Linked DNA regions of Homo sapiens: region 1 is linked to region 2. Evidence: read pairs that join two places in POLR2A ChIA-PET (ENCODE). Cell type or tissue: PC-3. All regions are shown on one strand. Links, peaks and the distances in the headings refer to the core of each region. The heading gives the core; the rest is flanking DNA.

The links. ChIA-PET counts read pairs that join two places held together with the same protein. Peaks named below come from ENCODE experiments on the same cell type or tissue, not always from the same donor. Only the 100,000 strongest peaks of a DNase experiment are listed, where the experiment ranks them.
Region 1: POLR2A ChIA-PET joins it to region 2 with 5 read pairs; 2 of 35 experiments call an interaction of 5 or more read pairs at or near these places.

The regions. Positions count from the first base shown.
Region 1 is chr1:117,337,608-117,352,909 of GRCh38, reverse strand. No RefSeq gene overlaps it. Among named protein-coding and RNA genes, the nearest start is that of MAN1A2, 22 kb to the left of the region's middle. In PC-3, for the core only: no CTCF peak of the experiment used is centred there; a DNase peak (open chromatin) is centred at 6,279; H3K27ac peaks cover 730 bases.
Region 2 is chr1:117,562,167-117,577,468 of GRCh38, reverse strand. No RefSeq gene overlaps it. Among named protein-coding and RNA genes, the nearest start is that of TENT5C-DT, 36 kb to the left of the region's middle. RefSeq lists a silencer at 14,304-14,548. In PC-3, for the core only: no CTCF peak of the experiment used is centred there; a DNase peak (open chromatin) is centred at 6,228; H3K4me3 peaks cover 1,173 bases; H3K27ac peaks cover 1,592 bases.

The sequences.
Region 1 (15,302 bases), core at 2,747-10,746, 220 kb after region 2:
GCCATAAAAAATGATGAGTTCATGTCCTTTGTAGGGACATGGATGAAATTGGAAATCATCATTCTCAGTAAACTATCGCAAGGACAAAAAAACAAACACCGCATGTTCTCACTCATAGATGGCAATTGAACAATGAGAACACATGGACACAAGAAGGGGAACATCACACTCTGGGGACTGTTGTGGGGTGGGGGGAGGGGGAAGGGATAGCATTAGGAGATATACCTAATGCTAAATGATGAGTTAATGGGTGCAGCACAGCAGCATGGCACATGTATACATATGCAACTAACCTGCACATTGTGCACATGTACCCTAAAAGTTATAGTATAATAATAATAATAAAAAAAAGAAAAGAAACAATAGTGAAATAAAAAAAATAAAAAAAAAAAGAATTCACCCAGAACAGAGTTTAGAAAAATAAAGGGATTTTTAAATGTGAAAGAAAAGTTCAGATTCCTGGGGTTAGATTGAGTGGCTCCAACATATGTGTAATAGAAGTTCTGGAAGGAAACACTGAAAGGAAGAGTAGAGAAGAAAAAGAAATGGCTGGCCAGGTGCGGTGGCTCAGGCCTATAATCCCAGCACTTTGGGAGGCTGAGGCGGGTGGATCACCAGTTTGAAACCAGCCTGACCAACATGGTAAAAAACCCTCTCTACTAAAAATACACAGAATTAGCTGGGCATGGTGGCTTGAACCCAGGAGACGGAGGTTGCATTGAGCCGAGATCATGCCATTGCACTCCAGCCTGGGCGACAAAAGTGAAATTCCGTCTTAAAAAAAAAACAAAGGAAGAGAGAATTGGCTGAGGTTTTCTAATGAAAACATCAGAACATCACGTGTACTGAGCACACAGATAAAGATAAACTAACACTTTTGTCACATTATAGTGAAAGTACAGAACAAAAAAGATAAAGATAAAATCACAAGTTACCAAAGGGAAAAAATACTGATTATCTACGAAGGAACTATAACTAGATTCCTCAAAAGCAACAATAGAAACAAGAAGACAACTAAATGATAGAAGTGCTGAATGAAACACTATCAACCAAGAAATTGATTTCCAGATAAACTACCATTTAAGGGAGAGGACAAAACAGATATTTTCAATCATGAAAGACTAAGGGAGCTTACTGCCAACAGACTGATGCCCAAAGAACTGCTAAAGAAAAATAAGCCCAGAGGGAAAACATATAAGAGATACTTGTGAGGGAAGAAATTAAAATATGTGGTAGAATTAAAAATAATAACCACTTTTTGTTTAAAAAAATAACAAGAGGGAAGGAAGTGTAAAATGGGTAAAGTAAGCTAAGGACTTTGTCATATTTGTTTGGAAGAGGGCTAGAAATAATTACTTTGTCTGAATACTTTGGTTTTTGTTTTGTTTTGTTTTTTTTGTTTTGTTTTGTTTTGTTTTTTAGAGACAAGATCTCACTATGTTGCCCACACTGGCTCGGAACTCCTGGGCTCAAGGGGTCCTCTGCCTCAGCCTCCAAAGTAGCTGGGATTACAGGAACATGCCACACTGTGCGTAGCTTCTCTGAATACTTTGTACTTAAGATAGTTTATATTAATAAAATATCATCTAGAGCTTCTAAATAAGCAGAGAGGAAAGAGTGGCCAAGTGTTGGGGAGATCCGATATAGAAAACTGATAACTTAACGGAAAGCAGAAAAAGTTTTAAAAAATTAAGTTATAGGCCAGGCGCAGTGGCTCACGCCTGTAATCCCAGCACTTTGGGAGGCGGAGGCGGGTGAATCACGAGGTCAGGAGATCAAGATCACCCTGGCTAACATGGTGAAACCCTGTCTCTACTAAAAATACAAAAAAAAAGTTAGCCGGGCGTGGTGGCAGGTGCCTGTAGTCCCAGCTACTTGAGAGGCTGAGGCAGGAGAATGGTGTGAACCCGGGAGGCGGAGCCTGCAGTGAGCTGAGATTGTGCCACTGCACTCCAGCCTGGGCAACAGAGCAAGACTCCATCTCAAAAAATAAAAAATAAAAGTTATAGCAAAGAAAACAAATATACGAACAAAGTAGAATTAATTTCAAATCTGTATTAATAAGCACAATAACTAAACAGACTTGAATTACTTTTAAAAGACAGAGATTATCAGCTTGGCTTAAAGCACCACAAAATTAGGCCAGGTGTGGTGGCTCACACCTGGAATCCCAGCACTTTGGGAGGCTGAGACAGGTAGATCACTTGAGCCCAGGAATTCAAGAGCAGCCTGGGCAACATGGCAAAAACCCATCTCCACAAACAATACGAAAGTTAGCCTGGTGTGGTGGCACACACCTGTAGTTCCAGCTACTTGGGAGGCTGAATGAGAGAATCACTTGAGCCCAGGAGGTTGAGGCTGCCACTGTACTCCAGCCTGGGAGACAGAGCAAGACCCTGTCTCAAAAAAAAAAAACCCCACAAAACTAAACAAAAAGACTTAATATGAGAGAATAAAAAGAGATGAGTTATCGAAATACACACAAAAAGAAAGCTGATGAAACATTACTAATATCAGACAAAAAATAGTCTTTTAAATCAAATGTATTAATAGAAATAGAGGGTCACTACCAAGAAGTTTAAGGTACCTAACAATACAGCTTTCCATTATAGAAAACAAAACCTCTAGAATTACCAAGATAAATTGACAAGCCCACCATATGAATGAGAGATTTTAACAATCAGAAACAGCTAGATCAAGCAGACAAAAAGCACGTAATAGTGAATTGAATCATATAGGGCCTGAAAGAGGCCACATTAAGTAGTTGGGTTTTATTTTGAGAGCAGTAGGAAGCCATTAAAGGGTTTTTAAGCAGAGGAATGATTAGATCAGATATGCATTTTTAGAAGAGTCACTCTGGCTGTAAAATGGAAAAGGACTTCAGGGTGGTCAGACTACATAAAGGCAGAGAAACCCGTTAGAAAACTTCCTGTCATCTAGCATGGAAATATTAATGGCCTGAACTATAGCAGTATTATTGGCAAAGAAAGAGCAGGCATTTAAAGAAGCATTCAGATAATGTAGTTGATTGGATGGCAGCAGAGGGGATCAAAGATAACATACGTAGTTCTCCCCTAGACAACTTGATACATGGCATTGTGGAGGAAAAGCACATGTGGTGGGTAGGGGAGAGAAGAAGATATTGCTTCCCTTGTTTTTGATTAGAGCACTTAACTGCTAGTCCCTCAATTCTGACATTCAAACTTGTTCATTAAAAAGTTAAATTATATTCAGTACACAAGGAGTATGTAAATCAATTTTTAAAAATATCTATCTAAAAGCATTCTATTTTAAACTACTGATGCTTAGGGGATTTTTCAGTAATCTAGAGGAAATCACACCTTAAGAATGTCAGAAGCATGTACGTTCTAAATACTTTTTCAAGTAACAATGATAGTTCTTTATGATTAGATTTTTATTGCAGTTTTTTTTTTTTTAATGGAGTCTCACTTTGTCACCTAGGCTGGACAGTGGTACCATCTCAGCTCATTGCAACCTCTGCCTCCTGGGTTCAAGCGATTCTCCTGCCTCAGCCTCCTGAGTAGCTGGGATTAAAGGTGCCCACCACCCCGCCTGGCTAATTTTTGTATTTTTAGTAGAGACAGGGTTTCACCGTGTTGGCCAGGCTGGTCTCAAACTCCTGACCTCAGGTGATCCACCTACCTCGCCCTCCCAAAGTGCTGGGATTAACAGGCATGAGCCTCCGCACCTGGCCAGCTTTTCTTACTTTCCTATACATAATGGATTTTCAAACACTCCTAAATGCTTAACTACTGAGGTAATAAACCAGCCATGACTGCTTTCCTTTGTGTACAGCTGCTGTTAGGATCAAGTAAATCCAATCTGTTGACCTGTGATTTCTTACAGTCACAGATTTCATAGCACATACATTCCCTTCTTTTTCTTAGTTGCTATTAATTACTTTAAACTAATGTTTGAGTTTACAATGTGTGTTTATCCTTCAGAAGTGATTTTGCATTGACTGGAGTTAGGGAGTTGGGTACATATTATACATCCAAACTGAGGTTACTTATAAATGCTGGAAATTAAGGAGCTATTATTCCAAAGGTACTTTACTTATTATCTTCCAGCATGAAGAAGGTTTAAAGGACTTACAGATTTCTAATTATTAATTTTAAGGTTTTGTATTTATTTTATAGCAATTCCAAAATGCAAATGAGATATAGATTTTAAAGTTCCAAATGTGTTGTGCAACTGCAGCCTATTAGGCTAAAAAGTTGAGTAAAGTTTTAGCCTGTAATGCAGAACAGGACTGCTCAAATAGCCACAAAACCTTTTGGTTTGGTTTAATTCCCATTAAAGGGAATTTGTTTGGAAGTCTGCAGACTGGAAGTTTCCTGGTAGTAATAGAGCTATAATGAGATGTTTGACTCTAGTAATGCCTCTTGAATGATGATAAAGATGTGTTTTGAAAAGACAAAATCTTTTTGTATCTGACTTTTAATGTTAACACTTAGTCGAGGACTGATATTGCATTAAATTTCACACACAGAGTCCACTATTTGTTATGAACCATTATCATATAATTTTGCTCCAGATCATATTGCTTCTTCAATTGCAGCCCTTTCCATTGAAGGGTGGTGCAAGCGAAATAGCAAGGTGGGCTCTTCTCCTTTAGTGACAATCGTTAGATTTTGTCACCCAACCCAAAACATCGTTTCATTCTCATCTGCTACATAGGCATCACTCCCTTAATGGAGACTTACTAAAAACACAGAGGTGCTGCTATCAAGATGTTGTAGTTTTCTTCTTCTCTATAATGTAAGCTGAAAGAGCAGGTGCACTATGCTTCTCTGGTATTTTTCAAAATTATAATCACTTAATGGTTTTAAACAGCACGGACAAAATTAGGCCAAGAGAATTAAATTATAGTTCTTTACCTTTCCAGTTGAGCCAGAAATGTATTACAGTTGAGTTGTTTTTGTTTTTATGTTTTTTGGTAATTTTTCCTTCTAATCTTCATGCTTCCTAGAAATGTATATGCAAGAAAGGAAGGAAGGAGGAGAGTGATGCACCAGTGGATGTGAATAATACACAAGATTTACACACACTAAGACAGATTCATCAAGATTCAAAGATAGAATCAGCATCCAACAGGAAAAAAAAATTATTGCATTTCCTCAGAAGCAATGTTAGTCATAATAACATAACATATAACACAATAACAAGTAACTTAGGAAGATCTTTTAGTGCTTTCTCTTATTTTTCAGCAAGATATTCACGAGGTCCCCACAAGATGATGACTATCTTTTTTTCTATCAATTTAGGTAAAACAAAGACTCCTCAAATGTCTGTCTTGCTATTTCATACAAAGTTGTTTTCTACATCTAAACCAAACCTCTCTTCTGCCTTAACTTCTCTATCTACTGATTTCTGTAGGCAACAGGGAAATGGGTTAGTCACAGCGGCTCCTGGGCATCAGGTTCACTTAGGGTAATGTAATAGTAGAAGAAGAAATTAATTCTACTGTATATATAAAAGCAGAGCTGGGGACTCCAAGGTAACCAATCAAACTATGCAAGGCATAAAGATAGAAAAAGGAATATTGGGGAGCAATCTAAATGCAACCTGTAGGGAAGATGAACCAAGGGGCACAGAGCTGAGAGTCAATTATGGGTGAGGGACACAGAGAGAACTAACTTAAGCCAGGTCATAACTTCCTATAAAAGATGGGTCTCTTGATGATGCTGAGGCTGGGAACTATAGACCCCCAAATATGCTTATTTCTAATTAAATTACCAAATAGGAAGCAATTAAATCCCAAGACTTCATGGAAGCATTCATTCATTCTACTAATTTAATTTGTTATCATTATCATTATTGATGTCACGCATTCTTTACCTTTCACAGGCAGGTAAAAGACCTCCATCCAATTAACCCATTCCAGGGGTTCTCAGTGCTATCTGTGTATCATAATCACCCATGGAGTTTGTTTTGTTTTGTTTTGCTTTTAAATCTGCATGCCTCAGCTTCTTCCCTAAGCTACTAAATTAGGATCTCCTGGGGTAGCACCTGGTCATATAATGAACCCTAAGGTGCTTCATTAGGAACAAAAGACTGCCACAGTGTCACTGCCATTCACCTTTGGCTGAGCCTTTATGGAGCTCTCTCTGCAGGGGAGCCAGGATTCAGGCTTGGGAGAAAAACAAACAAAACAATCCACCTACAGGCAGTGACTCCACTGCCGTGATAGATCACAAGGTTTGAGTGGGGTGCCTTTGCTTACTGCTCCATTGAAGGTAACCAGCTTTACAACATCTGGTTGTTTGGCAAAGGGATAGAGGTAATGAGTCAAAAGCACTGGGGGCGGATGTGGTAGGTTTATTTCTGAGATTGCCCATAAATGGTCTTGATTCATATGTACCAGAGAACAGAACTGTGGCTTTATCTTTCATAATTTATGTAAATGATTTCCATGAACTTTTAAAAGTTCTAAATTTTCAGCAATGATGGGAGGAGAGGTATGGTCTGGGGTAGAGGACTACGAATAAGAGCACAGACTCTAGGCCCACACTGCTCTGAGAGTAAGTGCTGACTGTAGTACCTACTTGCTGCGTGAGCATAGATATCTTAAATTCTTTGTGCTTCAATTTCCTCATCTGCAGCATTAGGAGTAATTGCTCCTACCTGATAGGATTATTATGAAGACATAATGAGTCTGGACCTCACCAGCTCAAGAAAATAGTCTGGCACAAAAGTGTTAGGTGTACAGAGCCAAATGATGTTATTAGGAGAGATATTTTAACCCCTCTGGGACACCAGGATCCCACAGTGGACCTCCATATGCATCTACACATACACATATGCTATGTCTTTTTTTTTTTTTTTTTTTTTTTGAGAAGGAGTCTTGCTCTGTCGCCCAGGCTGGAGTGCAGTGGCACAATCTCGGCTCACTGCAACCTCTGCCTCCTGGGTTCAAGCGATCCTTCTGCCTCAGCCTCCAGAGTAGCTGGGACTACAGGCACCCACCACCATGCCCGGGTATGTTTTGTGTTTTTAGTAGAGACGGAGTTTCACCATATTGGCCAGTCGGGTCTCGGCTATGTCTTACTTGATGTGTTGGGACCCAGTCAGAGCTGCCCCTCAGCTCACGTTGGGGCACAGGAACATGAAACAAACCTGGAGGAGCCTTAAGTCCCACTCCTTTTTGGAAAACTCTAATCAGAGAAATGAACATCATCATCCCCAGAGCTTATTATTACTGCTTTGCAAAATATTCGAGAGTCTGACAGCACAATTCCTCAAATAAATTCAAATTCAACCTAACACTCCCCAGACAGACATAGTGGGTTTCTGCGCTGAGAGACCACAGTATTCTGCCTGTGCCCTTATTTATCACATAACACTTAGCACTATAGCAAACTCCTTGCGCTTCCCCCAAAGTGCCTTGCTCTTTTGTACCCCTGGGCCTTTGCAGAGGCTGTTCTTTCTGCCTGGGATGACTGTGTCACCCCACACCCTCTACATTGTGACATGGAGTTGCAATTGCCTACGTGCTTCTCAGCCTTCCACTCAGCCTTGCTAGCCTCACAGGCTAGCAGCTCTGTGAGGTCCAGGATGGGGTCGGTGTCACTGACCTTTATCCCCTCAGCACCTAGTACAGTGAACAACACATAAGAGGCAATCCAAAAATATCTGAGGAGCAAATAGGTAGATAGCTCTAACTATTGATGGATTAGGACTCTGCCACTTGAAGCTGTTAACTTAAAACAGGCTACTTCTCTGATCCTCAGTAAAGTAGAGCTAAAATAACTGTCTTGTAGGTTTTTGTAACGACCAAAATAGTATGAGTAAAGCAGCTGGCAGAGTTAGCGTTAATAGTCAGTACATGTTTTATAAAGCAGCATAGCCAAGTGCAACCAAACCTTTCAATTTCCTAATTGTGTCCCTTTTCTTATTTAATAAAAATGGATGTTACAACTATAATTGTAGCTATCAAAACCCCAGAAAACAGGGGAGACAGGATGAAAGGTCAGTGGTTACTGCTCTGCAATGCTCTCAGGTAGACATTTATTAATACTGATTGATATTCATTAGACAACTTATAGAGACCAGGCAGAGCATAAAGGGAAAATCCCCAACTGATAGCTCAGCCTGCCTTCATGCCAGCTCCTCCACACAGAAATTAACCCAACACAAAAATCAACATTTGCAGGACCAAAGTAAAAGATATAATTTAAAGTCCAGCTGCACGTGCCTATCTACTTGCTGAAGGAAGAACTTAGGCACAAGGACAAAATAACTGTCAGTCTCATCCCAGATGCCATTTAAAAAACCCATATCTATTTGCTTTTTTTTTATTTTTTTATTTTTTTATTTAAGACAGGGTCTTGCTCTGCTGCCCATACTGGAGTGCAGTGGCATGATCACGGCTCACTGCAGCCTCAACCTCCACAGCTCAAGCGATCCTCCCACCTCACACCCCCAAGTACCTGGGACTACAGGCTCATGCCACCACATCTGGCTAATTAAAAAAAAATTTTTTTTTGGTTGGCATGGGGTCTCACTATATTATCCAGGTCTCAAACTCCTGGGCTCAAGCAATCCTCCTGCCTTGGCCTCCCAGAGTCCTAGAATTACAGGTGTGAGCAACTGTACCTGGCTTCTACTTGCTTGTGATGATAATATTTAACATTATTTTATGCCAGGCAATTTATATACATTGTCTCTTTGGATTTTCAGAACATAGTTATTTCCATTCTAGAGAGAAGGAAACTTGGGGCTGTCACAGAAACTGTAGAGTTCTAGAAATATGCCCACAATCAATTGGTCAGTAGGAAACCAGCTTGCCTAGCCATACAGCCTGAACTCATAACCACTGCACTGAACTCACCTCCCAAGATGCCAGCCTTCTCTCCCACTGGCAAGGCAGGTCTGCCCCCTCTCTGCCCTCCAGCTTCCCATCATTCTGACTCTCATTCTGAAGTCTGGTTTCCTGAGGTTGAGCTCCTCTAGTCCCTGAGTTAAGCAGCATCTCTCTCAGTCTGATTAATCCGGGTGATATTTACTGCTGGCTCACAAGACATCTGGACTGTAGGGAACCAGGCCCTTGCCCTTCTCGCAGTGAAGACAATGCAGTGATTACATGGCAGGATCACACAGGGTGTCCCCATCTCTGCTTATTTAGGCACCCAGGCCCCAGCGAGCCCCCTCACTAAGGAAGCACAGCCACTCAGGAGATGCAAGAGACTACTAACTGGCAATATGAGCTTACGGTGGGAAAGAGAGCCAGGAATAAGGCAGGTTATTAGGGGCATGTGTTCACTGCATTGGGGCTAAATGATGTGGATTCTGTTAGGTAGCAAGCTGCCACTTCCATTCCAGTTGCGCTTGTATCTTTCTCACTTTGAAGTGCGGCCTCTCTCCATCTCCCACCTGTGAGGAAAGGTGCTCTGGGCTTTAAATTGCAAATAATGGATATCTTGTACTGCAGAAAATACCAGTAGTCCTAATTAAGAGACCTTAGAACATCACAACAATCTTATTTCCTCATACCACATCCAAAACATGTTTAAAAGGATACTACTCTCTGGAATGACAAAATTATAAAGTTTACACCCATTTGAATGCTATTTTTTAAAAAATGAGCATAATGAGGTCTATTCTCTAAGTGTTGACCATTTATTCTCCACACACTCCCTCCACCACTGCCCTAGTCCCTCACAGATAAGAGGATGAAGAATGGCCATATAGTGTTGTTTAGAATACTCTCAAACCCGCATTTGGTACTGATTCGGCAGGTGGAATGTTTATTTACTAAGAAAACCCTGTTTCACTCCAATACATTCCCTTGGTTCTATTTCCTAGAATGAGCAGGAGAAAATGAAAAATAAAATATCACTGCATTTCCCATTTTCATTTTTCTGCATGAGGTTAGCAGAGAAGAGAATCTGCTTTTCAAAGCAATTGCATCTGTGGCAACTGGTTGGAGTCTGAGACTGTCGGTCCCCAGCTGGTCTCAAGGTAGTCACTGAAGCAGTGAGCTGTGCCTAAGACCTTTGCCTGATTTAGCTGTTATTCTAGAGAGAAAACCCACACAAGAAAAGATCACGGAAGAGGCACTGGCAGCAGATTTTTTCAGGGAAGAGGATGGTGATGGGAATGGGGTTGCAGAGATTGAGGATTTTAATCACAGATTTTTTTCCTAAAGAATTTTGCGGTGGCAAAATGAGCTAGAAGATAGGTTGGTATTGATATTGCTAGATCCAAGAGGTAATAGAAACATGTCCCTCACCCTCTCCTACACACATACCCACCTCCCTCCAACACCCAGCTATTTCTGCCCTAGGTTTTGCTTTCGCTTTGGAGGAATATTTTTCTTATGTCAGGTGTATAAATATAACTATGAAACACTGCCTGTTTCTCTCATCCCACAGTGAAGCTACCTTCATGCTGAAACAAAAGAAAACTTGATTATTGTGTTTATTACTCCCAAAGGTATATTAAGATTAGTTGCTGAATTTAGTATTTTTTTTTGAGTCTTCATAAAAATAAGCCCCATTTAGCCAGGATACAGCTCTTAATTGAAGTAAATCCTATCTTGCCTAAAGTAATGAAAGACAAGTGAGTCCATAAGTTTGACTTCCCCTATTTAAAATTCTTCTGTATCCACAAAGTGTACATAAATCTTTATGGAATGACCTATTAACTGCCTGCTGCTGGGACCAAGCTTTGGACTTTGTTTCAGTTATAAAATAAGGTCACTCTGCTTTTGGTAAAAATTGATGTAGCTGCTTTGATAATTAAAACCTACGGAGTCGTGAAGAGCTGATATATTTAAACCTCTAAAAAATAATGTAGAAGCTATAAAATTGCAAAAGGAGAAGGCATAAAGGTCCCCTATGGCTGCTCATCAGATTAAATATTAGTAATAGGGTATTTATGTCACTCTTTAATAAAAAATTTCCAGGAAATTTTTGAAAACTTTAAATTCAAGTCCTGAACCACCTCTCAGCTGGCTCCATTATATAAGATCACCTACAGAGGGGGCTACATTTCTGAGGGTATCATTTAAATAAATACATAACATAAATTCACTGATGCTGCCAGTTGAGGAGCCAAGACTCAAAGTGAATCATCCTGGCCCTTAATGTGGGTTTTTACCCATAGATGTATCTACACCTTGCAAGCTCGTATGCCCCAACCCACTATGTGGGTTCTATCTTTTTTTCTGCTGTAATTAGAGCAAGTAGCTTCTGGCTTAAGTGTGAGAAATCCACCTCAGGAAGCGCTACCTAAAAATGAAATCCAACAAATGCTTGGGCAAGTTAATTAATCTTTTTGTGTCTCAATTTCTTCCTTTCTAGAATGGGACAGATGAAGATAATAAGTACAGGTAATAATGAAATTGATCATGATAATGATAGGCATCTTGTATCAATACATGTCACTTTTTTCCTTGCCCGCTCCTCAACATTTGTCTCCTAGTCTCCCTCCATGCCTATCATTTAATCTCGTGATTGTAGTGCGTCATCCCATGTAATTCTGCCTACAGGAAGAGAGTATACTGGTGGTACCAGCAACTGCATTCTTTCCGGTTCACATGGCAGTAATGCTTCTGACAACAAACAAACCAGCTTACTGGTTTAGAATTCAGTCTCCTATGGGTTTGATCAGAGTACTTCGGTTGACTTGGATTGCAACATTCTGGGACATTGACAAGCTAGGGACAGATCATATAACCTGGGGACTTCATGAAGTAAGGTCACCTGTGAGGTTTCTGAGGCCATAGTCAGCCTCTTCTCCCCTGACAACACACACTAGCTTCAACACATGCTCATTTTAAATGTCAGCCTCACTTACTGGCTGTGTGGGCTTGAGCAAGTCATTTAATCTTGCTGAGCCTGTTAACTCCTCTGTAAAGTCTACTTGCCTTACGGAGTCATGGTGAAGGTCAGTGGGGATGTGAGAATACTCTATAGACTGTAACATACTATATAAATGTAAAATATTATTCTAAAATTATTTTACATTAAAATCTAGCAAGTCTTATCATCAGTATGGTTCCCACTTCATTCTGTCAATGTGAGAACAAAAGAAAATTGAAAGGATTCAAAATTCAGAAAACCACATTTGTAACAGTACTTGAGAAACACTGTCTTGAAGCTTAAAAATACATTTATAAAGTTTATATTAGATACATTAATTATGTTATTACATGTTGATGTTTTTTATGCCCATGCGACTGTTAACAATCCAGACAGTGGAATGTTTACACCAATGAAACAGTTTTATGTTAATTAGCGTATGTGTAGCTTCTGGTGTGATCTGAACACAGCTTTCACCTTGAGCTTTATTGGTCTTCTATTTATTTACCTTGCCCCAATCATTAACAATTATTTTCTGAGGCATAAATGGCAACTATAGGAGCCCCAAGTGACCCATCTTTACTTTGCCGTAAACTAGATTATATAGAGGAATAGCTAAAAGCACTGAATACCAATGCCTTGGGTTTAGAATTTTATCACTCTCTCTGGCCACCGAACCTACCAGTTATAAATTACCTTTTATTGCCTTCTAGAAAAACAAATTAAGTACTGGGCAATTTAAATTCTACATGCAAAACAGCTATCTGAGAAGTAAAACTCAGCTGGACAAATGCGCATTTTTTAAATCATGGGCAAATGAAGAATATGTTTGTTTGAAAGTAGCTGAAATGCCTGACTCTCAGTCGGTCCTGTTCCTGCCACCAGCAGGTTCAGTTGTGTAATGATCTCATGATGCACACACGGAAGTGTCAGCCATTTCTCTCACACCTCCCCCATTTTCCCTCAAGAACAGAGGGCAGGGAGTAAACAGCTGATGTGGCCTACAGACTTAGCCCATGTGCTTATTTGGATAGCTTTCTGCATTTCTGTTCATGCTTATCTTGATTGGATGTGATGTCACTTCATATCCACTTTCAGTCTTTAATTAGCTTTGCTTCTTCCTTTTGTGAGCTGTCTTTGCTTACTTTCAAACATTGAGTTTATCCTCTCACCTTCTTTTATGTTTTGCCTTATGTTTGTGTATCTTTTGCTCCTGCCGTGTTGCTGCTTCTTAATTTTCCTAATCTGCTTTTTAGAGTTTTTAAATACCTTTTTTTCTCTGAGTTCCCATCTTATTTTCACTCCATTCCAGGTGGATGAGGTTTACATCACTCTAAGAGGGTCAAGAACTGTGTTTCCCACCGTATACAGAACACAAATCATGATTTGAGCCTAACTGACACTGGAGACGATTATCAGTGATACCCAGACAACAACATTAAATGGCATTGAATCACATAGTGAGAGAGTTATTCCCTTTCCACTTCTATCACACTCCTGCTCATTATTCCAAGGAGAAAGTTTCCATTTGGTCCTTGTATGGTCTATCACTTGCTAATCTCCCTTTTTAAAAGAGAGAAAAGGCCTCAGGCTGAGAGCCTTTGGCTTGTAATGGTATCTAGCTAGGGTTTTACAACACTGTTTTGGTTTTTATTATGTAAGTACTTGTTTTTATTGTTACCTCCTATTTATGGCAAATGATATTGGTTTTCTTTTACAGTCATGATATGAAGTTTCTTCCTTAAAAAAGTATATGTAAGTTTAAAATACTCACCAATTTAAGGAAAAACATTAAATACAAGGATGTGGCCAAAATCTTGAAGGTGGTAGTACTAGAACGTCAGAAGTTTGGGAAGTACCAGCCTGGAATCACTCCATCAACTTTGTTTTCGGTTTGTTTGTTTTTGAGACAATGTTTCATTCTCTCACCCAGGCTGGAGTGCAATGTTAAACTCACTGCAACCTCCGCCTCCTGGGTTCAAGCCATTCTCATGCCTCAGCCTCCCAAGTAGCTGGGATTACAGGTGTGCACCACCACGCCTGAGTAATGTTTGCATTTTTAGTAGAGATGGGGTTTTGCCATGTTGGCTGGGCTTATCTTGAACTCCTGACTTCAAGCAATCCACCCACCTCAGCCTCCCAAAGTGCTGGAACTACAGGTGTGAGACACCATGCCCCACCCCCTCCAACAGCTTTTGTTATCTTCCTATTGCTTTATAGCATTATATGTTATTTTAAAGCATACTTGCTAATAACATCTAGGCCTAGAGACAACTCATTCCACTTCCAAATTTTTCCAGTTGAAATTATACACAGATTATTTCATGGTCTTTTTTTATTCCCTTCAGTCATCATAAGGTTTTCACAGTCTCCTCAAAGAGACACTGATAATCAGTGATTGTCCATCAGGTTAATATTCTGGGGCAGGTATCGTGTACACTGATCTGGTTTAATTCATCTATTTAGAGTGCTAAAATGTACACCACTTTTTTCACCCATTTTTCCCCCCACTGCCATGAAGAGAAGGCATACAGGCCGTGAGACTTCAAAACTTTGTCATTTATCAATTAGGAATTAGTTCAGGTGATCTCATTTACCCAAGCAATACAATCTTTGCAAACTTTTCCCCTAGAGGGAAAAGGATCATGCAGCTCTGTTTTATGTTGTTTCCCTGAAGACCACTTAGTCTCATTGACAGAAAGGGAACATTTGTTTTTAGGGAATTATATTCCCCTTAATCTCTTTTTTCACCTAGCAGTGGAATGCTCTAATACTTCTAAGTTTACTCTTGGGGACCCAGTAGATGCCTTTGGGTCCTTCACAAGCCTATCTCCTGTAGGCTTTGGGCTGTAGGGGTGGGTGAAGAGAATGTCCAGATCTCTGTGATACCAACATGCTGCCCATAGTGTGGAGGAAGTACTTGTAATAAACTGGAGTAGGTTCTTATTCATGCAGCTCCTCCTTGTGTGTCCGGAATTTATTCCTTCCGGTGGGGTTTTGGTCTCGCTGACTTCAAGAATGAAGCTGCGGACCCTTGTGGTGAGTGTTACAGCTCTTAAAGATGGTGTGTCCGGAGTTTGTTCCTTCAGATGTTCAGATGTGTCCAGAGTTTCTTCCTTCTGGTGGGTTTGTGGTCTTGCTGACTTCAGGAATGAAGCCGCAAACCCTTGCGGTGAGTGTTACAGCTCATAAAGGTAGTGTAGACCCAAAGAGTGAGCAGCAGCAATATTTATTGTGAAGAGTGAAAGAACAAAGCTTCCACAGCGTGGAAGGGGACCTGAGCAGGTTGCTGCTGCTGGCCGGGGTGGCCAGCTTTTATTCCCTTATTTGGCCCTGCCCACATCCTGCTGATTGGTCCATTTTACAGAGCACTGATTGGTCCATTTACAATCCTTTAGCTAGACACAGAGCACTGATTGGTGCATTTACAATCCTCTAGCTAGACAGAAAAATTCTCCAAGTCCCCACTTGACC
Region 2 (15,302 bases), core at 3,902-11,901:
GACTTAGACTCTAGAGATTTGAATGACCACTGCTCAAGGCCTCAGCCTCAGCCAGGCACAGAGCTGAGCCCCAAAAATCCCAGACTCCACAGGCCACAAGGGAGATGATTGGACAACAGGGGCCTTTCCCCACCTTGCCCATCACTGTTGTAGGACATTTTGCTGTTGGGAAGGAGGAAGGGGGAAAAGGTAGCCCCAGATTCTTAGCAGGAGAATGACACTCTCCCCTCTATTCTGCACAATTAGACCTGAACAGCTTTTTGGAAACCTAGAAACCAGTGCCAACATCAGCTCAGGGAGAATCAGACCATCCCAGAAGGGCTGCCACACCAGGACAGTACCTGTGCTCCAGTTACCCATGGAGAGGCCAAGGGCAGATGGAGTCTCTGACTGTAGGGCTCCAGGGACAATTTCTTTACATAGCAACCCTTCTGTGGGCTCCAGGTTTTGTAGACTTTTTCACCACTGACTGCCAGGGAAGCCACGGCTCTGGGAGGCCACAAATGGAAGCAATGAGGGGCACCAAGAGTTGAAGGACAGACTAAAGTGAGCTTCCAGAGGGGAAAGGCTAAGGCAGCTGGAACTCTGGCTGTTATTAGACACACGTGGTCCTCCCTACCAGCACTGCCATGGCAGAAGGTAAGGGGGCCCTGAGTAACCATCTGTGCCTGTCTAATGAGGTGTCACTACCTCTCAGCAAGAACCTGGGGACTCCCATCAGCACCAGTCTGTCTTTCTTAATGTCCCACTCCCTTCTTAAGCATGAAGGTTCCCTGCCAAGACTCCAAACATGGAGCAAACGGGATGGATGAGGACAAGAGGAGGTGAAGGCCCTGGGACAGCTGCAGGCAAGAAGAGGGCCAAGGAGGCAGATGGGAGATCATGCTGGGGCAGGGCCTGTCCCAGGTGGGTGCCAGATGAATGGGGGCAAAGAGAGGAACAGCTCTCCAGTGGTCTCCAGGGATGGGGGCTGCTATGATGGACAAGCCTAACCTGCGACCACACTGTGCCCATGGAGGGTGGCCTGGGAAGACATAAACAGAGGCCCCACAGCCATACATCCACTGACCACTTGGGGGAAGGGGCCCATTCCAGGCCAGAGAGGCTCTCACTGGATGACGATTGACTGAGGTGAATGAGGTTCTGGGCCGGTGTGAGCCATTACCAGGTGTTCAGAAGACTCTGATCTAGCCCTGCCTCCACTCTGCTCTATCCCCACTCCTCCCCATCTCTGAGCTTCTCTCCAGAGCAATTAGGACTACCTCCCACCCCATTCCAACCCTAATCTGGCCTCAAATTGAAAGTCCCTTCCTGGGAGTCAAAATCGCCCGGTCATCTTCTTCCTCCTGCAGCTCTACTGGAATGGAGCTGGGACACCGTCCTCTGGGTGCCCCCCAACAGGGCAAGAGGCCAAGGAGGCTTGGTGTTGACCTTTGCTGTCTCAGACCAGCTGGGTGACGAGGGATTCTGCACACCCTCTCCTCTAACCACAGAACGGTGGGTGTAACACTCAACAGGTGTCCCAGAAAACTTCTTTTCCCAGAGCTCCAGAGAAAACATTTCTCTAGAAGAGGAACCTGAACTGGCAGGACCAGGAGCCCAAGCTTCCCAGGCTGGGCACAGATGCCCTCCCTGGTGGTTAATCTCCCATGCAGGGCCTGGGCGTAGCCCAGCTCTCCCCAACAGGGGCTCCACCCACCCCCACCCTGCCTTGACCGGGTCCCTGGGGGATGCAGGTCCTCAAAGAGGGCAAAGCTTACTGGCTGCCATGAAGCTGGGAAGGGGGAGGATGGGATGGCACTACCTTCCCCAGAATGCCAGCTTCCAGCTCACTCTCTTATTGGTGATTTCCACCCTGCTCTGCGCTCCTGACCTCACATCCCTGGATTGTCAGAACACAGCCTGCCCTGTGTCCAGACAGGAGGAGAGTGCACATCGAGGGCACTGGGAATGCTCTTCCAAACTCTCGTCCAGCTGTCTGCCCATATTTCCGCTAGAGTCTTCCTCTATATCAAGGGTCCCCATGTGGGGTGACCATGACTCCATTTCCAGTGGCCTGTGGCTGCAAGGCTCACGTGCTTGCAAGTGTGTGTGTGTGTGTGTATCTCTGTGTGTGTGTGTGTGTGTGTACAGAGAGACCTCTGACCTGGGTATCAGGCTACTCAGGTTTCTTGGCAGTCACCCCCAAGGCCCCAGTATCTCTGTGGGAGTCTAGGGAAGGGGGAAGCCTCTCTAAGGCCTTGCTGGTGGAAGCCTGGAAGAAAAGGAAATCTTTTCCTTCCTAGGCACAAATCAGAAGCTAGGTGAGAAAATGGAAAACTGCCTTCATTCCCATCCTACCCCTTACCTTTACCCTCCCCCAGGTTCCCAGCCCTAGCGAGCAGATGCAAGCCCCTGGGCAGATGGCTTGGGGGCAGGTTCTCAAGGTCTAAGAACCTGGGAATGGCCTGAGGCCTCCCTACGGCAGGCTCAGAGAAGTCCCCCCAGTACATGGACTAGTTTATATTTATTTATGTCAGTGTTTCCCAAATTTATTATCTCTAGGATGCTTTTTGATGTTTAGCACCTATTAGCCTAGGGCACTAGCTGCCACAGAACTCACAAGCAATCATTGTGCCAGAAAAATTTCCAACCTAGAAATGTCCTGTGTAGGGGATTCTCATTTCCCCACTTGGGGTCAAATGATCAAGGGCTTTGCATGCATACCTGCAGGGCTCTCACAGAATCAAAGTGCTTTTTTAAAGAGGTGTTTTTGGCTGTGCATCTGTAAAGCAGCTTTTGTGTTCCCTTATTCAACAAATATTTATTGAGCTCTTTTATTACCTTTCCCTTTGTTAAATAATTGCTTCCTATGTACTTTTCAGCTGGGTCCACAGGAAGCAAGCATTTCCCAGCAGGACCAATACATTCCCGAGCCTTGGGTCCTGGTCCCTTTACTTACTGTCCCCTTCACAAAGTTGGAGGAAAGTTCCAAATAAGTTGCCTTGGCCAAACACAGGGCCCAGCAAGACAAAGGCCCAGGCTGGTGAGAGTTGGGTGTGTGTGGGAAGGGAGGACAGACAGGCGGGAAAGCTGCAGGAGAAGGAGGATGGGGCTTAAGAGGCAGCCGAGGGAGCACCCTGTGATAGGAGGCCTGTGAGGAGGGAGGCAATCCTGCGGGGCATGGTGGGCCTGGCCATGACAGGAAACTCCACAGGGGCCCCGAAGGCTGATGGAGCTGGGTCCTAGCAAAGGCTGAGGGAGGAGAGGAGGGTGAATGGTTCTTTCTCTCTACTGGGCAGGGAGCTCCCAAGCTCAGTTCAGGTGTGAGCACCCTCCCGAGCAGAGGGCTAAGGAAGCAGAGGTGGTCAGGGAGGAACGGTGGAAGGGAAGGGTCCATGGGACATGACAGATACCAGTGGCTGCAGCGGCAGCAGGTGTTGAGGGTCCAAGCTGAGCCACACAGCAGCCACCAGCCTACAGAGGCTCCCAGAACCCCTTGCTGGTGACATCAGGCCTAAGCACCCTTTTACGTGGAATTGATAATGCCTGGCAGAGGTGGGCCTAACACAGTTCTCAAAAGATGAATCACCCAGGAACTGGTTGGAAATGCAGATTCCTGGGTACTACCTCAGACCTACTGAATTAGAAATCCAGGGGTGGGGCCCAGGCATCTGTGTTTTTCCAAGACCTCCAGGGGATTCCCGTGCACACTCAAGTTTAAAAACGACGAAACTGATGGAATCCCTGACATGACAACCCCTGCCCTAGCATCCTACCGAGGTCTGGGATCAGGGCAGGCTGAGGCCGTAAGGCTGGGCCTCTGAGAGCCAGACTGAGCAGAACTCAAGGCCACGGGAAGCTGGAGTAGTTTGCCTCTGTGAGTCACGCCCTCCCTGAAGGGAAACCCCACAGATGAAAGGAAGCTGTCCTGCTGGGTTTTGCAGCCTGGCTTCTTGGACCTGGATGGTGGAAGCAGTGCCTCATCCCCTCCACAGACCCACAGGCCCACAGCTGGCTGGGGCCTGGGGCAAAGCCGCACGCAGGGACATCCTTCCTAACTCCAGAAAATGGAATGCCTTATTCAAATGTCTGACAGTCCTACAGCACCTGCCACCATTCATTCATCTAACATTTGTCCCCTACCAACCATGCATCAATTAGTGTTAGACCCTGGATACACCACAGGTAATGAAGCAGTAGGGCCCCAGCTCTCATAGTGTAGTGTGGACTAGTGAAAAAAATGGTGCTGAGCTCTTTATTTATTTGTTTAGAGTCCGGGTCTCGCTCTGTCACCCAGGCTGGAGTGCAGTGGCAAGAAAAAGGCTTACTGTAGCCTCAACTTCCTGGGCTCAAGGGATCCTCCCGCCTCAGTCTCCCAAGTAGTTGGGACCACAGGCATGTGCCACCACATCTGGCTAATACACATATATTTTGTAGAGATGAGGTCTCACCATGTTGCCCAGGTTGGTCTTGAACCCCTGAACTCAAGTGATCGTCTCACCTCAGCCTCCCGAAGTGCTGGGGTTACAGGTGTGAGCCACTGCACCTGGCCTGAGCTCTTTATTGACCTATTTATTCATTTTTCTATCCATGCACATACCTGGCCTTTCCTCTCTCCATCCATCTTTTGGAGCATATGCTGTGCTCCCACCACACCGGGCTAGCACAGTGCTTTCTGCCATGCAGGGCCCAGGTCTCAGTGTTGCACATTGCTGCACCAGCAAAACAGGAAGTGAACATGACCAGCACACCACACCCCCCACAGCCCTGCGCAGGAGGGAGGAGAGCAGATGGGCATGGTTAGGCAGAAGCCAGAGGATCTTGGTGGCCACACTGATTCTTAGTCCTGGTCACTCTTGGTAGCACGGGGAAGAGGTACAAGGAAGAGGTACAAGGAATGTACCCTTTGCCGGATGCCAAGGAAAGGGATAAAAGCCACTTGCCATCTGCGTTTTATACTTTGTCTCATCCAGTGGACAACAGCACTTCATCAGATTGCCTCAGGTGCTGCCAAAGCTTCTTTCCAGTGCTGTTCTCAGCAGTGTTTACCAGGAACTCAAGACTGGTTGGCCTAGAGTATCTGTTGCCTATCAGCCAGACAGTAGAGCAGTGTAGTACGGTGGGTGGGTATGTGGCCCGTAGAGTCAGACTGACTAGAATCGGTCCGGATCCACCACCTGTTTACTAACTGCGTGACCTCAGACAAGCCACTTTCTGCATCTTATATAGTTTCCTCATTCCCACTATTAAAATGAGCATACTAATAAAGTCCACCTCCTAAGATTAATACCAGGATTACACTAATAAATATGCATAATTTATTAAGTAAATAATAAATGTTAGAATTTATCATTACTGGCAGGTTTGATGACAAGTCTTATATTTCTTACGTACAGGCTTGGCATTTTCATGTGGCAGATGACACCTCAGATCTCAGCACAGAGTCTCTGGCTTGAGACTTCCTGCAGGACTAACTCCCCCTTGACTTGTCTAACTGGCCAAGGAGCATCCATGGGAAGTTACCTGTGGATGTTCAGAGATCCACAGAATAGGCCCACAGAATTGACTATTCCAGATTACTTGCTACTGTACGTTTTAACAAGTTGAGGTTGGATAAGATCAGTCTTTGTGAGATCATCTGAACATATGAGAGAAAAAACAGAGCTAAGCCTGGTTTCCAATCCTCCTGCACGGTCATCTCCTGTATACCTCTCGTGGGAGTGTCGGGGCCTCAGCCTTTCTCTTCTGGAAAGCTGCTTGGCAGCACACAGGCAGCAGTAAATGAGTTCATGCCCTTTGACCTAGTAACTCCACTTCTAGGAATCTACCTCAAGGAAATAGGCATAGAGGTGCACAGAATTTTATGAGTTTGTCCACCGTAGCACTGTTTGTGTCTTAACATAGGAACAAATGTCAAATACAAGGGAAATGGTTAAAGGAGTTACATGTCTATGACAGAGTACTATATAGCCTTTAATAATCTCTTCAAAGACCAACAATGAACATAAAGTTTAATGGAAAGAAATCAGGCTATAAACCTACTAGCTTCTGTGCCTCCACTTGCTCCTCTGTGAAAGGGAGTGACCTCACCTCACTCAGAGGGTTGCTGTGAGCTTTACTGAGGCTGCCACTTGCAGTTGCAGGTCCTGTGTCCAGTGGAGCGCAGGTCACCAGGTAAGCACTCAATAAACCGGTTATATCAGTCCCCAGCAGCTCCCATGAAATAAGAACAAACCTTCCCACGTTAACAAGAAGGAACGTAAAGCTCAGAGTAGCTGATCAGGGGCCACACAGGTGGAAACAATGCTGTTCCAGCCTCAGAAAAAGTGGGTGTGGAGTGACTCTCCCAGACCACACCTCTCCCATCGTCACTGGCTAGAACGATACACCACACGGCAGAGCACCTGTCAGTTCTCAGAGCAGGTTCTCAGACGGTGTTGCCACAAACTCTCAGCAACCCAGTGACCCAGGCTGGGCAGATATTATTCACAGTGCCCAGCCTGACGGAAATGCATTCAAATCCACACACCACCACTTAGCAGCTGTGCGAGCCAAGGCAACTTGCCCTCACAGCACCTCAGATTCCATTTGTTGCTTTAACCTCTTCTTGGAGATGCTGCAAGAAGCAGGTATGAAGTGTTCTTTCAACTGCACAATGCAAAGTAGTGTTATGGGCCATGTTTTTCAGATAAGGAAACGAAGGCTTGAAGATGCTGGGAAGAAAGCTTTCTTAAGGTCCTGGGATTAGCCAGAGACAAAGTTGGGAAGGACCCAGCTCTTCCAAAGTCTTAATTTTTCTTTTCTTTTCTAAATAGCTTTATAAAATATAATTCACATTCCATAAAATTCACCCCTTCAAAGTACACAGTTTAGTTGTCTTTAGTATTATTTAGTATTTAGTAATTCACAGACTTGTGCAACCATCAGTGCGATGTAATTATAGAACATCTTTATACCCCAAAAGAAACCAGATGCCCATTAGCAGTCATTTCCATTTCCTCCCAATTCCTTCCACCCCAGGCAGCCATGAATCTTTCTATCCTTATAGATTTACTTAATCTGGACATTTCCTATAAATGGAATTAGACTATGTGATCTTTTGTGATCATTTAGCATTGTTTTCAAAGTTTGTTCAGGTTAGCATGAATCAGTGCTTCATTCTTTTTTATGGTTGAATAATATCCATTGTATAGATATTTTGCTATCTGTTCATCGGTTGATGGACATTTTGGTTGTATCTACCTCTTGACTATTATGAATAATGCTGTTATGAACATTCATAGACAAGTTTTGTACAGACATATGTTTTCAATTTTCTTGGCCATATACCCAGGAGTGGAAATGCTGGGTAATCTCTCTTTACTGTAATATTTCTCAGAACTTTTGACATGTTAATGTGCTTTTTCCAAACTTATTTGGCTGGGAAAATCTTTTTCCAAAAGAGCATCTCAGAAGACTTTGGAAAAGTCTGATTTAGTCCAACTCCCTCCCTTAGGGGAAACGGAAGCCCAGAAAGGTTCAGCAACCTGCCAAGATCACACAAGCAGGTGAGACGGGAAGCCATCACAGCACAGGAAGCCAGGAGAAGCTTGTGACTATTTGCACGGGAGAGAACTTCCTAAACATAAAGGATACTGAAGAAGTCATAAAAGAAAAGGAAGAGAAATATGGCTACATACACAAACATTTAAACTTCTGAACCTCAAGTGTATATAAACAAAATTAGCAAGCAAATGACAATGTTAAAATAGAACACCGCATCTGAGCCCTGGCTGCAAAGGAGAATCGTCCCAAGTCCAGTCTGATGCCCTGGCTTTACCTGCAGACATCGATTTAACTTTTAAAACCTCTCAGGTGATGCTGATGTGTATCTAGTAACAAAATTTAGAGGGTCTAATATTATATAACTAGCAGAGGAAGACATGTTAAACGATCAGTAAGAAAAGTCCTGTGCTCCAACAGTAAAATGGGCAAAAAAAAGCACATTTTTTGCCAGAGTTCTCCTTTATTAGGCAAGGCAAATGAAAAAAAGTTCAACTTCACTATTAACTAAGGAATGCAAATAATGCACATGGAATGCAAATAATGTACTTATTATTTATATATTATAATTTATATATCATTTATAATTATACATAATTTATATATTATATATTATAATGCAGGTATTATGCTGCACACAGCTGACATTTTCTTATTTAAGCCTCACAACAAGTCCATGATGTATTCCCATCCTACAGATGAGAAAACCGAAGCAGAGGAGCCAGCCCTAGGTCACACAGCCTGTAGGGGGCAGAGCCCCCAGAACTTAAGCCAAGACACCATGCTTACTTAATCTCCGCAATGGGGTGCCTTCTTACCACCAACACAGAAACGATCTCGAAAGCTAACTCTCCATGATGAGGAGGACACAGGGAACGGGGTGCTCTTGCCTGATACTGGTAGAATTTTTAATGGGTGCAATCTCTCTGGAAAACGACTTGGCAATATGTAGGACAAGTCTTAAAAGTGCTGATGTCCTTTGATCCAGGACTTCTATTGATCTATTCTGAGGATAAGTACAGATGAAGACATAGATTTATGTGCAGACATCTTCCCTTGAATGTGAAGGTGAAAGGATTTTTAAATTAATTTCCTTTCTAAACTAGCTTATGTTAAGTTCCTCAAGAGAAAGAGCTGTGAAGTGCTCTGGCCCAACATCACCTTCGATCCTCCAGATTCCTATATGGGCCAAGCAGCTGTTGGGCCTACCTGCTTCCCTGTTCCTGATGCAGCCCAGGCCAGGAATCGCTGCCTTAAGTCCAACCAAAATCTATTTCCTGGCCACTTCTAATCATTCTTTGGTTCTGGTTGGATATGGAACAAGCTTAATTCCTTTTCCTGGTGACTGATTTTCAACAAGTCAGCTATCAACATTTTGATTAGTTTCCTCTGAATAATACCATTTAGAAGGTATCCTTCTACAGCTTATTTAGCTCTAACCCCTACAACAACCAGGCAAAGTAGACTCCTAAACCAATTTCACAGGACAAGAAAACTGGGTTGGGGAGATCAGTAATTTGTCAAAGGTCACACACAGGTACATGGTGGAGGGATGTGGGAACCCAGGCCTGCCTGAGCTCAGGTTCTTTCTACACTTTCTTTCCCTGAAGAGGCTCCAGGTTTTCTGCCTTCTCTGCATGGACTGATGAATGCAGAGTGAAAGTGACTTCTCTTTCTCTTGTTCTGGGCTCCAATGTGGCCAAGGATCAAATAGGGCCAGTTTGGCTCCATGTCCCATTGAGCCCCCACACCCTGCACAGCTGCCAAGGGGGAGCCCTGGGCCTGCTGCCACCCAACCATGACTCGGGCATTGGGTTTTTATGTAGCTGGACCTGATTCATACTCGTCTTGTTAGAGTCACCATCACTCTGGCTAGACAAAACTTTTTGGACCCTGGTTCTGTCACCAACAAATGTTCTCCCTGCAGTCCAGCTTATTAGTCCATTGACAGGAACGTTTCTGAGAAGCAGTGCAGTGGTGCCAGGGACTCAGAACTCTGGAATCAGATTTGGGGGTGAATTCCAGCTCTGACACTTGGTAACATATGGCCTTGGGTAAAGGAGCGACGCACTTGGAATTTCAACTTTCTGTCCATAATGGAAATAGCGGCAGTACCTAGGACCCAAAGGTAGGGAGCATCATGAGCAGGGGGCAGTGACATGGCACAGGGAAGTGTAACAGGTGTCAGGCGGACAGTGCCAATATGAATGTGTGATCCCCACTGTGCGCTGAGACGGAAATTCTCAACTGCTTCTCTTCAATTCCATCTAAGTATGTCCCCTCCGGCCAGCCTGGGTCCCGTCCTCTAGGAGGGCATGGCTTTTGAGTGTCCCGGGCCATTGAAGAGGAGGCGTTGCCATGCAGGGTCAAGTCCGGAGGCGTGGAGGAACACCTCTCTTCCTGGAGGTCCAGGACACCACGGGATGCCAGGGGCTGTGCCAGTTCTTGGCACAGATTCCATGCACTATGAAGACTCCCCCCCAAGGGCAATGCCATGTCTATGGGAGGCTGTAGGTACCTGAGCAGAGCTGGACAGTGTCCTCCACACTGACTCCCTCTTCTTCCCAAAGACGCCTGGTCTGGGAGGCTCCACTGGACTCCATCTCTTCCTTCCACACTCCCCACCTCAACTTTACCCCCACCCTCAAGCCCACAAGGCAGGGTAATCCCAACCCCTCCTGGGGCAGAATAATTCCTTATCTGTTCTCTTTCCCACTGTGTATATGGACAAACAACAGCCTTAGTATCCAGAACAGTGTGTCACAAAACAGGTTCTCAGTAAATAGCTGTTGAATAAGTGAGTGTGATCAATTTGGATTAGCAAAAAATCTTTTTACCACTCAATGCTCCTTGATTTTATAAATTAAAAGCAATGACTTTCATAACTATTGCTCCTGAAAGGGAGACTTAAAAACCTCTTTTGGAAGTAAAAAATCTGCGTAATGACTTTCTTTCCTTTGTATTCCTGCTGTAACATCCCAATCCTCTTGAAAGCAATGGATGGCTCTGTCTGACCTTGGAGAAGGCACCATGCAAACATGGAAGCAGTGGGAGTGAAGGGAAAGCCCAAAACACAGCTCAATACGTACTCTTCCTGCACAACAGGTGTATGTTGTGTTAATATTACTATTTATCCAAGGATGCCAGGGGCAATGCCACCAACCCATCATTGAATACGTGAGGTGCCACCATCCAGTAGTTGTGAGTCCATCTCCAGCCCCGAGGTCCTGGAGGTCACAGTCCATGGCTTACACCTATCCCACTCCCCAGCACTTGGCCCAGGGGTGCTGTTTGGATCACTCCAGTTCATGGACATAAAATGTTTAATATTTTAAAAATATTATTCTTAAGTGACCCTTTGCCCATTGGATTCTGTGTCTGCTACCAGAGCGTGGTATCAAGGATTTGGCAGAGAAATGGAGGTCCCTGCTGCAGAGTCCTGTGGGAGAGTGAGGCAAGCCCTATGCTTGGAGGTATATGGCCTGCTTTCCAAGCTGTGTGACTTTTGGAAGTCACTTAATGTTCCCTGAGTCTCAGATTCTTCAGCTGCAATAATAGATTGAGTAACCAGGAACTTTTCTTAGCAAGGGGTCCTCCTGGCTTTGTCCTGATTCTGGTATTTCAGGGCCTGTGACAGGCCAGAGGGTAGGCAGATGGCACACACAGGCCTTCCCGGGGCTTCATCGCTTACTCTGCATGGGTCACATATGACCCAGATCTGGCAATCATATTCCACAGACAAAAAAATCAGACGACACTGTCTGGCCATGAGCCAGGACACTGGAAACCAGGTCTCAGGTGCCAAGCTTTTCCTGTGTCCATGAGCACTCCATGCAGCTCAACAGGATCCCCCAAAGGCAGTGTGGTCACTGCCCTTCCCCCTTCCCTGGCCTGCCTGAGCCCCAGCAGGGAGCACCTCTCTGCATTGACTGGACAGATGGCAGCTCCCCCCACTCCACCCCATGTTCCACTCTATCGCCAAGGTGATGCTGAGCACAGGTCTGTGAGAGCAGAAGGCAGGTGCCTGAGCTCTCGCAGGTCCATTAGTTGCTAAGTTGGAACTGCCTTGCAGCTGGGAGCCTGCGGGGCAAGCAGATACCCACGGGGCCTGGGGAGGGCATCTCCCTCGGAGCAGTCTTGGGGCCTCCATGTTTGCTGGCCTTGTTCTCTCCCCATGTGTGGTGGCTGCACCAGCTCACTTGGAGGTGCCCAGGGAACCCTGCAGGGGAAATGTGGGCAGGGAGACCCTCCCCACAGCTCCTGCAGCAGCTTCCAGAGGCAAGGAACATGGGCTTCTATAAAGCCATCCACTTTATAAAGCCAACACACTGCCCGTCCCCCAAACATCCCCTACTTGCCAGCCACAGGATCTAGAATTCACTTTTTGAGCATCTGCAATGTTCTGCAGACTCATCTAGGCTATAGAGAAACTGATTGTAGTCCCTCTAGCATGGAACTCACAGTCTAGCTGGGGCACTAACAAATAAAAAGAAAACATAATATGGAGCAACAAGAGCCATTTTAGGGGTATGTGTGGGCTTTTTGTTTTTCATCATGCCTGGGGTTGAACCAGGAAGGCTTCCTAGAGGAGGAGGCTGCCGCAGCCCTAGGTTGAGAAAAGCCAGGAGGCTGCGTCCAGTGGCTGTATCCTCACTTACTGAGGAGAATGCCCTCATTGATCAGTGATGTCGGTAACAGAAGAGAGGATTATGACAGCCCTTGTGCCGGATATCTGCTGACTCTGCCTTAGACCTTAGTATGAATGAGTACATCAGATTCTTTCTAAGGAAGTGACAAATGGAACTCATATTGTTTTGATTACAGCAAACATTTATTGATTATTTCTTAAATGTCAGGCATAACCATAGATGATTTCACAACAACCCTTGGAGGTAAGAACTATTTTTATCTCTATTTTCTAGATGAGGAAGTTGAAATCCAGAGAGGTTAAAGGACTTGCCCGTAACCACAGTGGTCAAATGTTAGTTCTGGAAGGAACTTCAGAAATCAACTGCTCTAAACCCTTCTTTGACAGATAAGGAAAGGAAGCCCTAGGAAGAGAGGCATTTTGCTCATGGCCATTCAGAGCTGGAAGGCTGATGGTGAGAGGAGAGAAAAGGTCAGCAGCTCAGCCGGTCTCAGGGAGGGGCCAGGGCTTGTCTGGGAGAATCAGGCATTTGTTTAGAGAGAGATGGTGAGTGAGTCTGTTGAAGCCCACGAATTGTCCCCAGTATCCATTCTCCCTTGTTTCATTTTAGTAATGAACATGGCTGAGTTTAAGATGGGCACACATCTGCCCCACTAGAAACTACATTTCCTAGGCTCCTTTGTGGGTGGGTGTGGTCATGTGACAAAGTGCAGGCTAAAAGACGTGAACAAAGACACCTCCGGGTCATCTTCCTAAAGACAAGTCATTGGCCTGCACACCTGGCTCCCCTTCCTGCTCTCTGGGAAATGGTGCCACTTGGGGAGCTGCCTTGGATACTTTTGGATGCAGAGATCCACTGCTGGGACCCACGGCTGATCCTTGAATAACCTCAAGGCGCAGAGCTGCCTACTCAAGAGAAAAGCACCTTTGAGGGTCTTACACGGGCAATTAAATTGGCCAATTGTACATCCAGCTCAGAAGTGATCTGTGCCACTGCTCCCCTGAGCTAGCTCCATGGACCCACCCAACCACAGGGGCAGAGAAATCTAATCCTGCCACATGCCTAGAAGGGGAAGGACTTTCGGTGAATAGCAATAATGATAATGGAGCTTACTCCACAGTTCTGCCTGGTGCCAGTCCAGTGAAGAGCTGCCCTCTCTTCCCTGAAGCCCAAAAGCCACAGTCCCTGGAGCCACAGCTCACCGCAATTGACCCATAGACAAGTCTGAAGGCAAAAGGCCTCTTAGATTCCCCTCATCACATACCCTGGCATGCTCCAGCAGCTCCAGGAAGAGTTCAAGGGTGTGTGCCCTGGCCTTTGCCTTCCTAGCACTCAACCAGGACCAGACACAGAGTAGAAGTTCAACCCCTAGGTGATGGATAGATGGGTGAATAGAAGGCGGGGTGGGCCAGTAAAGGAAATAATGGCAGAGTTCCTGGGGCCCGCACAAATCTCCCTCCTGAGGGAGGGCTTGCCTGAGGCATGGCCAGCTTCCTTACCTGGTCTAGATGCAGCTGAATTTGCAACTCTGGTTTCTTAGTCACATGTTTTGGATTATTCTAACTCAACGCTGCAAGCATTGACTGAGCACCTGCCAAGTGCTGGGGGCTTTTCTAGGCTCGTTGGGGCAACAGAAATGAACCAACCTCTTGCTGCAGCTCTTGACCAAGAAGGACTGAGACAAGTATCTAAGAAATGATCCACCCAAGGCAAAATAGCATAAATGCCACAAGACAGGAAGGAAGCATGTGCTTTGGGAGCACCAAGGAAGGAGCAGTGGTTTCTGCCTGCCAGAGGCGGGAGTGAGGGTGGGAAGCGGGTTAGGAAGATTCCCTGAAGAGGTGAAAAGTGAGCAGGGTCATGCATGATGAGTCCTCCTGCAAAAGTGCTTGGGTAGGAGGATTTCAGGTAAAGGGACCTGCTGGACAAAGCGTGAAGGCAGGCTCAGGAATGCCAGGCTGTGGGTCATGCTGGCTGAGCCCAGAGGGCAAGGACAGCTGTCTGGCAGATGATGAGTTCTCATTCCCAGCTGAGTAGCTTAGTGAGCGCAGATCCTCCCTTTGCCTTGAAACAGAGGAGCTAGGCAGCCCTCACTGCTCTCTGGCTGTTTACCTTGGAAAGCCATCTCTCTTTGGAGTTCAGGTCCTCGTCCATGAATGAGGGAACCAGAACTGTGTAGGCTGCCAAAAGCCACCACATGAGGAAGCTGTGTGTGGGAGGGGTGTGTTGTCTTTGGGGGCTCCGGTGCCAGGTTCTGCTCCAACTCAAGGGACTCTGGTACCTGTCAGATAGCTGGCTGGTTCACCGAGGTCACACCCTGGGGCCTGGGACTCCCACTTCTCCCTAAAGGTGAGGTGATGATGCCAACCAGGCCCCTGTGGACATTTCCCACCAGCTCTTCCTCCTCTTCTTACACGTGGTGACAGAAATGTACCCTGGCAGCTGCAGAGAGAAAGGGCCTTTGACTGGGGGGCCAGGGAGGGGCTCAGCTTTATTTGTTGACTATAAAAATGTCAGCTCCTTTGGGCAGCTTCTTGAATCAATATTTGCTGTTCTGAGGCTGAGTTCAAATGCTCAGTAATCCACTCAGCCTGTCCTCTTCCTCCCTCACCTGGGTGAGGGCTCACACCCACACATATTTGGCAGGGCCCCTCACTGACGGGGATGGGGAGCCTACTCCAGGCCCTGCACCCATCCCTGCGAGGGGCTGTCCTGAGAGCTCTCTAGCCCAAAGCTAGCTTGCTAGGAAGGAAGGATCTGAGAGACAGGATTGCTCTGAGTTTCATTCTGTGCATCTGAAAAATGAACAGAATAGTAACACCTACTTCCCAGAGTAAGTTCAAATAAAAGAAGGGATGTGCACAGTTTTCCTCAGTCATCAGGCTATGCAGCATAGCAACAATAATGACAATGACAACAATGACAGTGAAGGTGAAAGCATTTGCTGAAACTTCCTAGGTGTTGCTGTGCTGCTGAGTAGCCTCTAGCCCAGTCTTGTGGCTGTGCTCTGAGAGCACACATGTTCTAGAATATTTTTCCCTGTGACCTCTGCATCAACCACTAGCTCTCAGCCTCCAGCAGCTGCCCACCTCACACTTCTTTCTGGTAATGGGCCAGGGGAATCTTAGT